2 separate regions of the Homo sapiens genome follow, and region 1 is linked to region 2. A link is a contact called in ENCODE Hi-C or POLR2A ChIA-PET data. All regions are on one chromosome and are shown on one strand. The core of a region is the stretch at or near the end of the contact, and the rest is flanking DNA. Distances in the headings are between cores, read along the strand shown. Region 1 overlaps MPP7 (MAGUK p55 scaffold protein 7). Region 2 overlaps MPP7 (MAGUK p55 scaffold protein 7).

Region 1 (6,303 bases), core at 3,755-6,254, 68 kb before region 2:
CTCATTGTCTTTATGTGCTCTAAAGAAACCCATATTTCTGATCACCCCTTCCTTTTGCACATCAATGTATAATATAATACATCTACTGATTAAATACTCATTTTACAAAACTCCTAAATGCTAGAAGAGAGACACAGATTTAAAATCCATATTTTGTTCTTTGGACGAAATTTTACACAAAGAATAACACTGAGTACCAAAATCTGGCAAAACTTTAATAAATGTGTCAATTACTTAACCTAAAACTTATGATCTCACCTTATCCAGTACCAAACTAAATTTCCAGGCCCACCATCTACATATCATCGAACTTAAATATGTCCAGTGCTCTTTCCGTGCTATTTTCTTCTATCTTTATCCCCCATGCTACCTGGAATTACAGCTAACCCTTGGTGCCCAGCTCTAATGGCCTCTCTTGTGGGACTGGGTCCCTGGTTGCTTCAGGCTACGATGATCACCACCTTCTCTGAATCACAGCATTTTATGTGACAGTCATCAGATAGTGCTTTATGCCACAGTTTTCTATAATCCCTACTGTCTGATTGACTGAATATAGGCCCTTAAAGTTAGGGAGCAGGTACCATTCTTTCTATTTTTGAGAGAAGCAGAAGCATGCAGTGATGGCCATCCATGTCTTCACACCTCCCTGTATCCAAGCTCTCAGGGGGTCTCCTTCCACAGTAACCCTGGCTTGGCCATGAGACTTGTTTCATCCAATGAGATATTAGCAGATTTGATGCAAGCAGAGGCTTCCTGAGCATTTACATCCTGGAGACTGTTTTCTTTTGCTGTTCTCTGGAACTCTGAAACCACTGCATGGGCTAGCTTTGCGAAAGGTGAAACACTCCATGAAACAGAAACAAGTTCACCCACCTGAGCACCCCCAAACCAACCAGACCCCAACCAAGACCCCAGCCTGAACAGATCCACCAAGCTGACCCAGGCCAGAAGAACCACACTGCTGACCACAGTATCATGAGAATAAATGCTTGCTGTTTAAAGCCATTACAGTTTCTGGTGATGTAGGGGGAGGTGTTAATGGATGTACCGGGTATCTGGCACACTGTATTATTCTGAAATGAGTAAAGAATACAATTTTAATAAAATCTCTCTCATCATCCAATTCTTACTTAGTAGATTTTCTCTAGCCTAGAAATTGAAATACTCCATATGTCTGCAAAGGGTTTTCTAGTTTGTTTTGTAAAATGAAAAATCAAAAGGCAGCAATTGTAAAAGACACAGTACAAATATTCTGTCTCTGCAGATGGGGATGTGACTTCAGGATGCTCCATTTACCATCTTTGAGTCCTCGGGTAAATACTGTAAACTTTCTAGACCTTTGTTTCCTTTTCTTAAAATAAATACAATACCACTAACCTCACAGTATTAGAGAAAATACACAGTAAATACCAAATACAGGCTCTGGTGCATTTCTTCAATAACCAGGAGATATTATCATCATACATAATTATTAATCTTAAAATAAGAGAGCTGAAGCAGCTGATCTCTAAATGTGTTTCTGGTTGGGCACAGTGGCTCATGCCTATAATCTCAGCACTTTGGGAGACCAAGACAGGTGGATCATTAGAGCTCAGGAGTTTGAGACCAGCCTGGGCAACATGGTGAAACCTCATCTCTACCAAAAATACAAAAAAATTAGCTGGCCGTGGTGGTGCAGGCCTGTAGTCCAAGCTACTTGCGAGGCTGAGGTGGGAGGATGGTTTGAGCCTGGGAGGCGGAGGTTGCAGAGAGCCGAGATCATGCCACTGCACTCCATACTGGGTGACAGAGCCAGACCCTGTCTCAAATAATAAAATAAAATAAAATAAAATAATATAAAATAATATAAAATAAAATTCACCATTCATTCCCTCTCACTACTAAAAGTAGAGAGTTTGTCATGATGCCTGGATGTGGCAAGAGTGGGAAAATTTGAAGGTAAAATGTTGGGGAAGATCATTTTAATGCCTTGAGCAATTTCTAAATATTTTCGTGTATAACAACCCTCGGCATCTCCAAACTAGAATTTTTCCCTGCCAGTACAGATTAGAAAGTTGGTCATAAGGCTTAATTATATTTGGGGCTGTTCAGTCAATGTTTACTTAGGAGGAGGCTGTGGGAATAAGAAGTCATAAAAAAGCATAAACAAAAAGTGGCCAGTCTCGGTCGCTCACACCTGTAATCCCAGAATTTTGGGAGGCTGAGGCGGGCAGATCACTTGAGGTCAAGAGTTTGAGACCAGCCTGGCCAACATGGCGAAACCCTGTCTCTACTAAAAATACAAAAATAAGCCAGGCGTGGTGGTGGGTGCCTGTAATCCCAGCTACTCAGGAGGCTGAGGCAGGAGAATCACTTGAACCCCGGAGGCAGAGGTTGCAGTGAGTGGAGACTGTGCCACTGCACTCCAACCTGGGCAACAGAGTGAGACTCCATCTCAAAAACAACAACAACAACAACAAATAAGCAGAAAGTTGTCGGGAAGAAAAAGGTTATTTAGAAGTGTTGATTAATTCACAATTAACTAGGTAATTAGAAAAGTCCAGATGCCATTAATTGTGTAAAATTGCTTAGTGCCAATAGGATGCTTTTCCACCGTCTATCAAAAATTATACAATTATTTTTATCTTATATCAAAAATATAAATTAGATTAATATAAAGATAGGGCATCTGGCAACGTTTCCGGAATATAATAACCAAAGCACACTAGGAAACCCTTTGTGTCCAGCCCATTGAGCCTGTGTAACGTGAAGGTGCATGCCACCCCCACCGAATCTCAGAGCATGCGAGTGCAAATGCGCTCATTTCAGATAAAACGAGGTAATGACTTCGAGGAAAGCAACAGAAAGAAAGAGATCCTCCTCCGTGGCCAAGTGCTCACCTATATAGGTTCCACTGTTGTTACCAGCATAGTCAGCATCTTCTGGATGGAGTGTAAAAGCATACAGAACAAAAGCCAAGAAATAAAGCAGAACAGTTAGAAGGCCAGCCGCAGACGCAAAAAAAAAAAAAAAAAAAAAAAAACACTTAAAACAATTAGGTAAAGCACAGCATAGAACAGCCCTTGCAATGCCACTCTTAAACATAAAACAGTTTGTTTTATATTTAAGTTTAAAGTGATATTTTTAAACATCATGCAGGGTTTTTTTAATTCCTCCAACTTTCTTCAGTGGTTTCTTGATGCAGTTCCAAGAAAATTATACGAGACTTGTCTGAGAGGTTTATATTTTCTTCTTTTTTCTTTTTTCTTTTTTTTTTTGAGATGGAGTCTCACTCTTTTGCCCAGGATGGAGTGCAATGGTGCAATCTCGACTCACTGCAACCTCCGCTCCTGAGTTCAAGCGATTCTCCTGCCTCTGCCTCCTGAGTAGCTGGGATTATAGGCACGCACCACCACACCCGGCTAATTTTTGTACTTTTAGTAGAGACAAGGTTTTGCCATGTTGGCCATGCTGGTCTCGAAATCCTGACCTCAGGTGATCCGCCCACTTTGGCCTCCCAAAGTGCTGGGATTACAGGCGTGAGCCACTACGCCCGACCTATATTTTTAAAGTTAAGAAAATGATGCCACCTGATCCCCCAAAGTACATTTACTTTTGTAAATCAGGCTCTTAGATAATAGGTAAAAATACAGCACTTATTTTGGCTCATTGGATTAGACAGAAAGGTTAAGATGAAAATATGTCCTTTCTATTGATAAGAAGAGATTTCATGTTGGGAGTAACAGGGGAATGAAATATTGGTATTTCTTTTAAAGAACTGATAAAAACATTTGTAAAGTAAGCAATGTGCTAGTATTTTTAAGTCACATGAATACTAGGCTATACATATCTTAAAAACTTTATTTAAGTAGTGGGGTACTTAATATTTTAGGCCTCTTTCTTGTGGAACTAGCAGCATAGACTGCACAGAAATAAATTAATTGAGAAGGTTCCCCTAGATCCTACATCAAAATACGTCTGTCAATACATTTGAATAATACTGTTTATTTCATTCACATTTAAGACTACTGACAGAATAAAAATATAATGTATTATTTCAGATTACATTCTATATTTCTGCTGCATAAAGCAAAAAAATGCATATTTCTTTCTAAAACAAAGTGCAACCACAATTTTTGGTATTGTAACGTCAAGATGGAAGTTTGGATGTACAACAGAGTACATTTGTAAGTTGATTGTTATATTCAATTTAATCCTACATATATGTGCACTAAATAAAATGACTAGACTATGCAGGGTAACTTATTATACATGTACCTTTAATTTCCTCTGAGAAGCACAAAGAAAATGAGAAAGGAAATGATTAAATGTGCAGAAAATGCAATTAGAATAGGAAGATGTTGCACCCAAAGGAAAAAAAAAATCCACCTACCACACTCAACTGTTTCCTCATCTTAGCAAAGCCAAAGGAAAAAACAAATGTATTTTAAATGTTTCAAAATTATCAGTCAACAAATAAATAGAATTTATGAAAAACTACATTTTAGGCTGCACTGCAGCCTTGTTTTAAAAAGAATGCATACACTTAAGTTGTCAAAACATAGTCCTTACATAGCTTATTAAATAACCAAATGGGAAAAATAACCAGAACAAAAACCTTCAGCATTTTTTTCAAAATAATGTCTTTAATAAGGGGATTACATTTATTTTCATAGAACAGTTTTGTTTGTAAATCAATCTGTTCAACACTTAAAAGAAATTTCTCGATAAAAATAGTGGAAAGAAAAAAGGATATTAGAAACAACAAATTTTGTCCTTAACATATCTAAATATCCTGTAAATTTAACAATAACCTGACAATTATCAATGTTATATACATATCAAATGAGTTATGCAGAATCATTTATTTTTATTCTGTCTATATTATCTGATGAAAGGTATTTTAGAAAGTAATCCTAAACAGTTCCTAAATTACTAAGAGGATAGCAATTTAAAAGTTAAATATGACTTCAGAGACTCGCTTTCAGAAGGGTGGAAAAAATACTGGCAATATTACAGAGGCAAATCTAACTATGAGTCAAGGTACAAAGCATTTCACTACAATGACCTCAGAGCAAATAGGAGTGATCAGAACAGTTCTCCCCTCATCCATCCAAGCTACAGAATAGTGGCCAAAGAAAACACTTCCAGGAAGGTGTATACCACTGTATTTTTATTTTTCAAATACCTATGGATCCTTAAACTATGTTGGCTTGGTTTGACCAGTATTAGCAAATATCACAAGCAAATCATTATTATTATTCAGGCTCGTGCTTTGAATCACCCAAGTTGTGACTTTATTTAAGCACATGTCTTAGTAACTCTGACCTGTCATGCGCATCTAAAGCAAACGGTTAGAAAACAAGAAATAAACGATATGATGTGGCTTAGGCAAACAGCTAGGCATGATGGACATCAGATGGGTCACTTTGAAATCTCAGGTACTCCATTATAAAGTGGGTTGTTAAACATAGAGTCTATTTTTTTATAGGACCAATGGGATAGATTAAATACTACACCCTCGATTAAAGACTTAGCGCCATGGAAATCAAATGATAAAAGCCATACCACAAAAACCAACAAAAAATTAAAACACCAATGCCAATCCACAAAAAAATCTGTAATTTATATCACATATAGTACATATTTCACATTTTAATAAAATTTCATGAATATGCTGTATAAATTTGCAAAAGAATGTTTCTCCATAAAATTTTTAAGTAGAGAGAAAATGATATTTTTATATCACTGATATAACCACACACATATATTCAGTAGCAAGTATCATGCTTAATGAACATCCAGTAAGAAAAGGAAACAGAATTTCTCAGACTTAGCAAGTTTGAACAAAGAGGAAAAAATATATAAAACGTTGATCTCAGAAGAGAGTTGGGATAGTCACATGATTATTACTATGTGGAAGGCACTGTTCTGTGTACACTACAATACACAAACTTATTTAATTCCCCAACAATCTATGAGTCCAGTACTATAATCCCCATTTTTTTCAGATAAGAAAGAACCCTATAGTGAATTCTCATAATTTTATGTTGCTTTGGCATCCATTGTGAATGCAGGCTTAACTTTCTCATATCAGAAACAGGGCTTAGTCGCCCTTGACATGGCTTCAAGCTCTCTGCCTCCTCCCACTTCCTCAAGGCAGCCCATCCAGATATCTGCCTTATACAACTGCCTGCTGGTGACCACCTCACTATGGGACATACGGATACAGCCTATTTGACTCACTCCGTGACCTCTACACCCCACGTGGACCATGCAATTATGCTGCAGTGACCACCTCTCAGTCACAGCATAACTCCACGG
Region 2 (7,196 bases), core at 1,870-4,369:
ACCCATCTCTATTAAAAATAAAAATAAAAAATTAGCCAGGTGTCATGGCACATGCCTGTAATCCCAGCTACTAGGGAGGCTGAGGCAGGAGAATTGCTGGAACTCAGGAGGCAAAGGTTGCAGTGAGCTGAGATTGTGCAACTGCACTCCAGCCTGAGCAACAGAGCAAGACTCTGTCTAAAAAAAAAGAAACCATCATTCTGAGCAAACTTTCGCAAGGATAGAAAACCAAACACCACATGTTCTCACTCATAGGTGGGAATTGAACAATGAGAACACTTGGACACAGGACGGGGAACATCACACAGCGGAGCCTGTCGTGGGGTGGGGGGGTGGGGGAGGGATAGCATTAGGAGATATATCTAATGTAAATGATGAGTTAATGGGTGCAGCACACCAACATGGCACATGTATACATACGTAACAAACCTGCACATTGTGCACATGTACCCTAGAACTTAAAGTATAATTTAAAAAAAAAAAAGAAAGAAAAGAAAAAAACAAGAATAATTGCAGTGGACTAAAACTCATCAAATATACAAAAATCTTTGTATTCATACCGATAGTAAAAAGAGTTCTGGCCGGGCGCAGTGGCTCACGCCTGTAATCCCAGCACTTTGGGAGGCCAAGCAGGCAGATCATGAGGTCATGAGTTCGAGACCAGCCTGGCCAACATAGTGAAACCCCAACTCTACTAAAAATGCAAAAAAAAAAAAAAAAAAAAAAAATTAGCCAGGCATGGTGGCGCGGCTGAGGCAGGAGAATCACTTGAAACAAGGAGGCAGAGGTTGTGGTGAGCCAAGATCACGCCACTGCACTCCAGCCTGGGCAACGCAGTGAGACTCCATTTCAAAAAAAAAAAAAAGAGTTCTTACTGATTCACTTTTGGAGGGTGCAAGGGCACCAAAACAACATTGTGAAAATTCGTAGATTAATTGTTCCTATATAAGCTGTATTTCAAAATAACCTAAGAATTGATAAGGAAAAATTGTTCTGTACAATGATAAGAAAATGATTAAATAAACCATAGCATAAGCGGTTGATGGATTACAATAATGCCACTAAAAATTATGATTACAAAGTTTAGTGATTAAAGATACGGATCTCTTCTCTATCCTAAGTTGCACTAAGATGATTTTTCAAATTAAAAATAACAGAAATGAGACAGAAGACTAGAGAGTTCAAAAATTTTTAGAAAAAGGAAGCCACCGCATAGAACCAGACAAAGTGGGGAATTGTTTAAAAGAGACAATTTGACCCAGGGAACACTGTCATGCTGGCGGATCAGGGATGCCAGGCATGCAGGTGCTGAAACCCTAAATACTGTGAGGGGCTCCTTTCCCTTGGCTGATCCAGAATGTCAAGCAGCCAGCCACCTAAGGCCCAGGCAGCAGATTCCAGGTCTCTCTGATGAAAAAACTGAAGAGCCATGGAGAAAAATGGCTCTTTATTCTGGGATTTGCAATCTCTCCTCCTGTAACCAACAGTAGCTGATTTTTCATCCTTTCCCTCTGAAGCAGAGTTTTTAAGTTCTGGCACTACTGACATTTTAGGCTGAATAGTTCTTTGTTGTGAGGGGCTTTCCTGTCTATCGCAGGATGTTCAGCAGCATCCCTGAGCTGTTCTCCTAGATGCCAGCAGTACCCCCTCCTCAAGTCATCACCATCAAAGATGCCTCCAGATGTTGCCAAATGACCAGGAAAGGCGAGAAGGAATCCAACTCAGTCGAAAACCACTGTTCTACAGAGATTCCACCTGTCACCAGGCCCTGCTCCAACACATAGATCTTCCAATCAGCTCTTTTAACAACTCACTATTAAACACAGGCAGACAACCAAGAATAAGCAGACATTTGAGGAAAGCCCCCACAGGATAAACACCAAGCAGGCAAAACAGGAAAAAAAAAGTCCCAGAGTAAAGAAAAATTGTGAACAAAATGAGGAGAATTGAAAATGAAACCGAAACCATTCTACTGAATACTCATCAACAAGCAGAGTAGCATGATAGTAAAAATGTAGAACTTGAGTCAGACCACCTGGGTTCAAGACCAGCTCTACCACCTAACTGGCTGTGTAATCAAAGTGGTACCTCATTCTTCTAATCTTTACAATGGGGTAAAGATTAATATCTATCTAAAGGGTTGCTGGAAGAGAGAAACAAGGTACTTAGAACTTTGAAAAGTTCATGGAACACAGAATCAACAAAAAGGGGGCTTTTGTTTTGTTTAATTATCCTCAGAAAGATTCTATAGTGTATCCATGGAATGAGACTAAGATGTTACAAAAAAGAAACAGAGACATTCTTCTCAAATGTACTGGAATTAAAATAGCAGCAGCGAATTTTTAAGATTTTAAAGAGAAATGTAGTAAAAGTTGAAGAAATCTCTTTAAAAGCAAAGGTAAAATCCAGAAAGGCCAATATTCACCTAAAAGAACTTCTAGAAAGATGGAAGAGGAGAAGAGCTGAGGGAAGGAAATTATCAAGAAATTAAAGCTGAAGAACAGATGTCTCCAGGACTGAAAAGGTCCATTGGATCCAACCATTACAACGACTGGGGTGCAGATAAAGAACTCCTTGCAACCCCACACTAACCTCATCACTGTGAAATTTCTCCTCCAACACACTCACACTGGTTAATTCTTCAGCAACTTTCAGATCTTATTTAACTAGATCAGTGATCAGTTCTTCAATAAAACTTCCCAGAATCTTGGAAAATACCCCCTTCTCTGCCCCTTATACACTCAAAGCACCAAAAACCTGTCCCTATCTCAGTAATAATTACACACTTACTCAAGTGATTACTTGAGTGTTGATTCCAAGAGTCATATGGTTTAAGACCACCGTGTCTGTTTTTCACCATTGCATCCCCATCATCTAACACAATCTATAATAACTATTTAAATACATTTTATATAAATGAGCCATATAATAAAATTACTGATTTCTTGGAAATATCATACATTAATAATAATAAATACCTCTACTACAGAGTTTCACAACTCATTACATGAAATAAAAAAATTTCACAAGTTTTTCGTACTGCTTTGGCCTGAATTTGCTTCTTTTATCTTTAACCCATCAGTGACAGAACTAAATTCTTTAAGCTAGGTCTCAGATGTCCCGAAGGAATGAGCACCACCTAGTGGAGGCACATAATATTAAAAAGTGGCTTGAAACACTACCTAAATTTACTAGGCACACAATAGTGGCTAGCCAAATATTTATTCAAATTAAAAGACAAAGATACATGCCAACTTTGTCAAGTAATGAAAATCAAATTTTTACCATCTGTATAATTTATAACATTCCAATTTAAACAAATGAAATTCACAAATAAAATGTATTTTTAAAGTTGGCAGTTAACATCCTTTCATTTAGCTTTTAACTGAACACAGAAATGAAAACAATGAGGAAGAAAGCAATTCTAGATGCTATGCTTCCAAAGTGAGAAAGAAAATAAAGGTACAATTAAAACACTAATTGCATATGAAAATACACCATTTGATACACTCAAGCCTTTCAAAAAAAATAGGAAAGTTTTTTATCAGAAGGGAGGGGGTGTATTATACTTTGATATTGATAGCCCTCGCTTGCTAAGCAAAAATAATTGTGAAATGTAGTAATGAAACAGGGGACTCTAAGAACAATGTAGATACATTTGTCTTCTAGTTTTATTAGTGATGAAAGGAAACACAAATCAAAAGTATCCAGGATAGCACACTCCTGGGTTAATATATTAATATTAAACTGGAATAATCAAGTAAAACAGGGACATCTTACAAGACATATCACCCTTTCTCAAGCCTTGCCACAGTGGTTGCAGAGGGGAGATGCATGTCTATCAAAGAAGAAAATGTAAAAATTACCAAGTTTTGACAAGAAAATGAATATGAACTTTCTACAGCGCAACTGTTAGATCAATAGCAACTACCTAAAAGTAATTAGCCTCATGCAATGTTAATAACTATTTATTTTAATTTCTACATCACTAAGCCATATTTGAAAAATATATTTGAAATGTAATATAGTGAAAATACTTGTTAAAATTAAGTTATAAATAATATTGTGGTAATAAGCAATGCCTAAACCTTAGCAGCATATAACAACGAAAGTTTATATTCCCCCAGACACTCTCTGTCTACTGCATTTCCTCTGTGAACTCTGCTCCACAAGCCCACGTGCTCAGACCCAGGTGGGGAGAACTCCCACCACCTGGAACATCAGCAGTCAGCAATGGGGGCTGGAGGGTAGGAAGAAGAGACAGAGTGCACTGACTGCTAAAGGCTTCTGCCCAGCGGTGACACACTTCACTCCCACTCACATTCTATTGACTAAACAAGTCATGTGGCCATAACTAACATCAAGAGGTGGAGAAGTGCAATCTTACATGTACCTGTAAACAGCACTACTGCAGGATATACGGATGGATGGATGGATGAATGGATGGACCCATGGGTGGGTAGATAAATATAAAATAATTTTTTGATTCAGAATGGATCACCTGCAACTAATTTTACATATACAGAAGCTTATTAATTTTACTTTTAGGTTCTTTATAATAAATTAGATTTACATTAATGTCTTATAGAATTATAATAAAGTATTTTAAATAACATTTTGAAACATTTAAAAATACTCAATTTTAAAATGTTAAAGATTTAAAGTATTTTACGTGAAAATGGAAAGAATGATAAAACCAATCTAATTCAGTAATTTCCTTTGATAGTCTATTATTGTTAAACCGTGATCATCATAGAACATTCCTAATTCCTATTTTATTGACATGCAGAAATATCAACAATAAACTTCATTTTAAACCAGGTGGATAAAAATATCTTTCTTTATTAACTATCATCTGTCTGTAATAAAGATGATGCAACTTATGCCACAACTTGAGCTGACTGAAAAATCAAACTACATTCATCAATTATTTGTGAATAACCATAATACTTCAATAAATGAATCCAATGAGATGTGAGCATCTATTATCGTGCCCCACGATGGGCACTCAAGTATTTGTGAAATGAATGGAAAACAAACTGGGCAAGACAGAGCCTGGAAGGGCAAGTTATTCAGTTTCCTTTAATCAGGCAATCTCCCTTGAACACCTACTACGCTTTGAGGTAACGCAGAATAAACAAACAAAAAAAACACTATACACAGATTCTGCCTGAAAAGAACTTTACTCAATGAACAACTATACCCATAATTAGACTAGGTGCTAAAAATACATTCTATAGATGCTTACAACCAAATGAGAATATTAGATCAGTTCAAACAGTCCCAGAGGACCCCGCTAGAGCCAGCACATAAAAATAAACCAGACCTCAGACTTGGCCAGGAGCTACATAAACCTCCGACTCATACATGCTTTCAGTAAGACCCAGTGAGCTAATAAGGATTTTGTGTTAAATGGTGAGTCTGTGAAGATGCCTTTGCTTCTGCATTTAAGACAGAGAGAAGACTTTCTGCATGGATGTATGTTTTAACACTTATGATAAATTATCGGAAAGAGTGGAGTGAGCCCAGACCAGGAGATAATTTACAATACATATAAACAAAGATCCAGCATCAGAATGTACAAAATAATTCCTACGAATCAACTAGAAAAAGACAAATAACCAAAGCAAAAAAAATAGCAAAGGATATAAAAAGGAAACTGGAATGACTCAAACATATGTTCAACCCCTAATATTCAAATAAATATAAACTAAAACAAGGAGATATTATGGTATTTCAAATTGATCCTGTTGGTAAGTATTTTAATTAATGGTCTGGATTGGAAGTTGGCAAAAATTAAAGTCTAACAATTCAAAATGCTGAAATAAATGTGAAGTAATTGGAACTCCTGGATTATAATATGATACAATCCGTTAGAAAAGTAATTTGGCAATATCTACTAAAGTGTAAGATGTATATATTTATGGTCCAGCAACTCCATTCTTAGGTACGTTACTTACAGAAGGGACTGCATGTGTGTACAAGGGGAATCCACACAAAAGTTATCTCCTATACTGTTCCCAATAGTGACATGGAGATAAAGATGATTTCCAGACATATGACTCTTGTACTCACAAGCCAACTTTCAATACAAATATTCATCAACATGAGAATAGATGATTTGTTATCTAGTCACATAATGCCATAGATAGCAATGTAAACAAATGAATTAGACCTATTTATATCACCATAAATACAATAAATTTCATTAACAAAATGTTAAGCAAAAGAGCAAATTGAGCCGGGTGCAGTGGCTCACGCCTGTAATCCCACCACTTTGGGAGGCCAAGGCGGGTGGATCACCTGAGGTCAGGAGTTCGAGACCATCCTGACCAACATGGAGAAACCCCATCTCTACTAAAAATACAAAAATCAGCCGGGCGTGATGGCGCATGCCTATAATCCCAGCTATTCAGGAGGCTGAGGCAAGAGAATCGCTTGAACCTGGGAGGTGGAGGTTACGGTGAGCCAAGATCACGCCATTGCATTCCAGCCTGGGCAACAAGAGCGAAACGCCATCTCAAACAAACAAACAAAAAAAGAGCAAGTTGAGGAAAGAGGAATGTGTCATGTAAATATGATTCTATTTATAAGAGTTTTAAAACAGACGAAATAATATCTCACATTGTGAATACAAACTCAAGATGAAGGTTATCACTGGCAGGAAAAGGAAAAGAATGGGAACAGGAGGGATGTTCAGACTTCAACTGGATCTACAATATTTTCTCTCTTAAGCTGTGTGTTGGAACACATGGATGTTCAGTATATTGTTCTCATTTTTAATGCCCAAAATATTTCATAACATTTTAAGGGAAAGAAAAGTTAGAAAACACACTTAGCCAACTCAAGAACTTTTTAAAGATTTCTAATCACAGACTATTAATTTTCACTGTAATTTTAAAAGAGTGAGAGCAAAGAAATAAAAAAGCCAGAAGAAAAGTTTATTAAGAGGCCAGGTGTGGTGGCTCATGGCTGTAATCCCAACACTTTGGGAAGCTGAGGCAGGAGGGCTGCTGAGCCCAGGAGTTCAGGAGCAGCTTGGGCAACATAGCAAGACCTCATCTCAGCAAAAAATAAAGAATTAGCTGGGCACAGTATTGTGCACTTGTAGTCCTAGCTACTTGGAAAGCTGAGAAGGGAGGATCATTGAGCCCAAAAGGTTGAGGCTGCAGTGGCCTATAATCAATCGCTCCACA

What was found. A loop is a pair of places that touch in the nucleus more often than their neighbours do. ChIA-PET counts read pairs that join two places held with the same protein, here RNA polymerase II (POLR2A). Pooled maps may share reads with other maps.
Region 1: a map of esophagus muscularis mucosa shows a loop between it and region 2 (1.9-fold over the local background). The contact joins two enhancer-like sites. A Hi-C loop is called at or near these places in 3 of 168 maps with a recorded cell type or tissue (aorta, esophagus muscularis mucosa and psoas muscle) and 2 of 50 pooled maps. POLR2A ChIA-PET finds 5 or more read pairs at or near these places in 1 of 52 experiments (HCT116).

The regions. Positions count from the first base shown.
Region 1 is chr10:28,106,852-28,113,154 of GRCh38, forward strand. The region is part of intron 11 of MPP7 (MAGUK p55 scaffold protein 7); the gene reads right to left. Among named protein-coding and RNA genes, the nearest start is that of SNORD130, 37 kb to the left of the region's middle. Within about 2 kb of position 5,005, at least 2 of the 41 ENCODE cell types and tissues checked have a DNase peak (open chromatin) inside an H3K27ac peak, as active enhancers do; they include HCT116, where a contact is called at or near this core.
Region 2 is chr10:28,176,557-28,183,752 of GRCh38, forward strand. All of the region lies in intron 3 of MPP7 (MAGUK p55 scaffold protein 7), which reads right to left. Among named protein-coding and RNA genes, the nearest start is that of SNORD130, 110 kb to the left of the region's middle. Within about 2 kb of position 3,120, at least 6 of the 41 ENCODE cell types and tissues checked have a DNase peak (open chromatin) inside an H3K27ac peak, as active enhancers do; they include HCT116, where a contact is called at or near this core.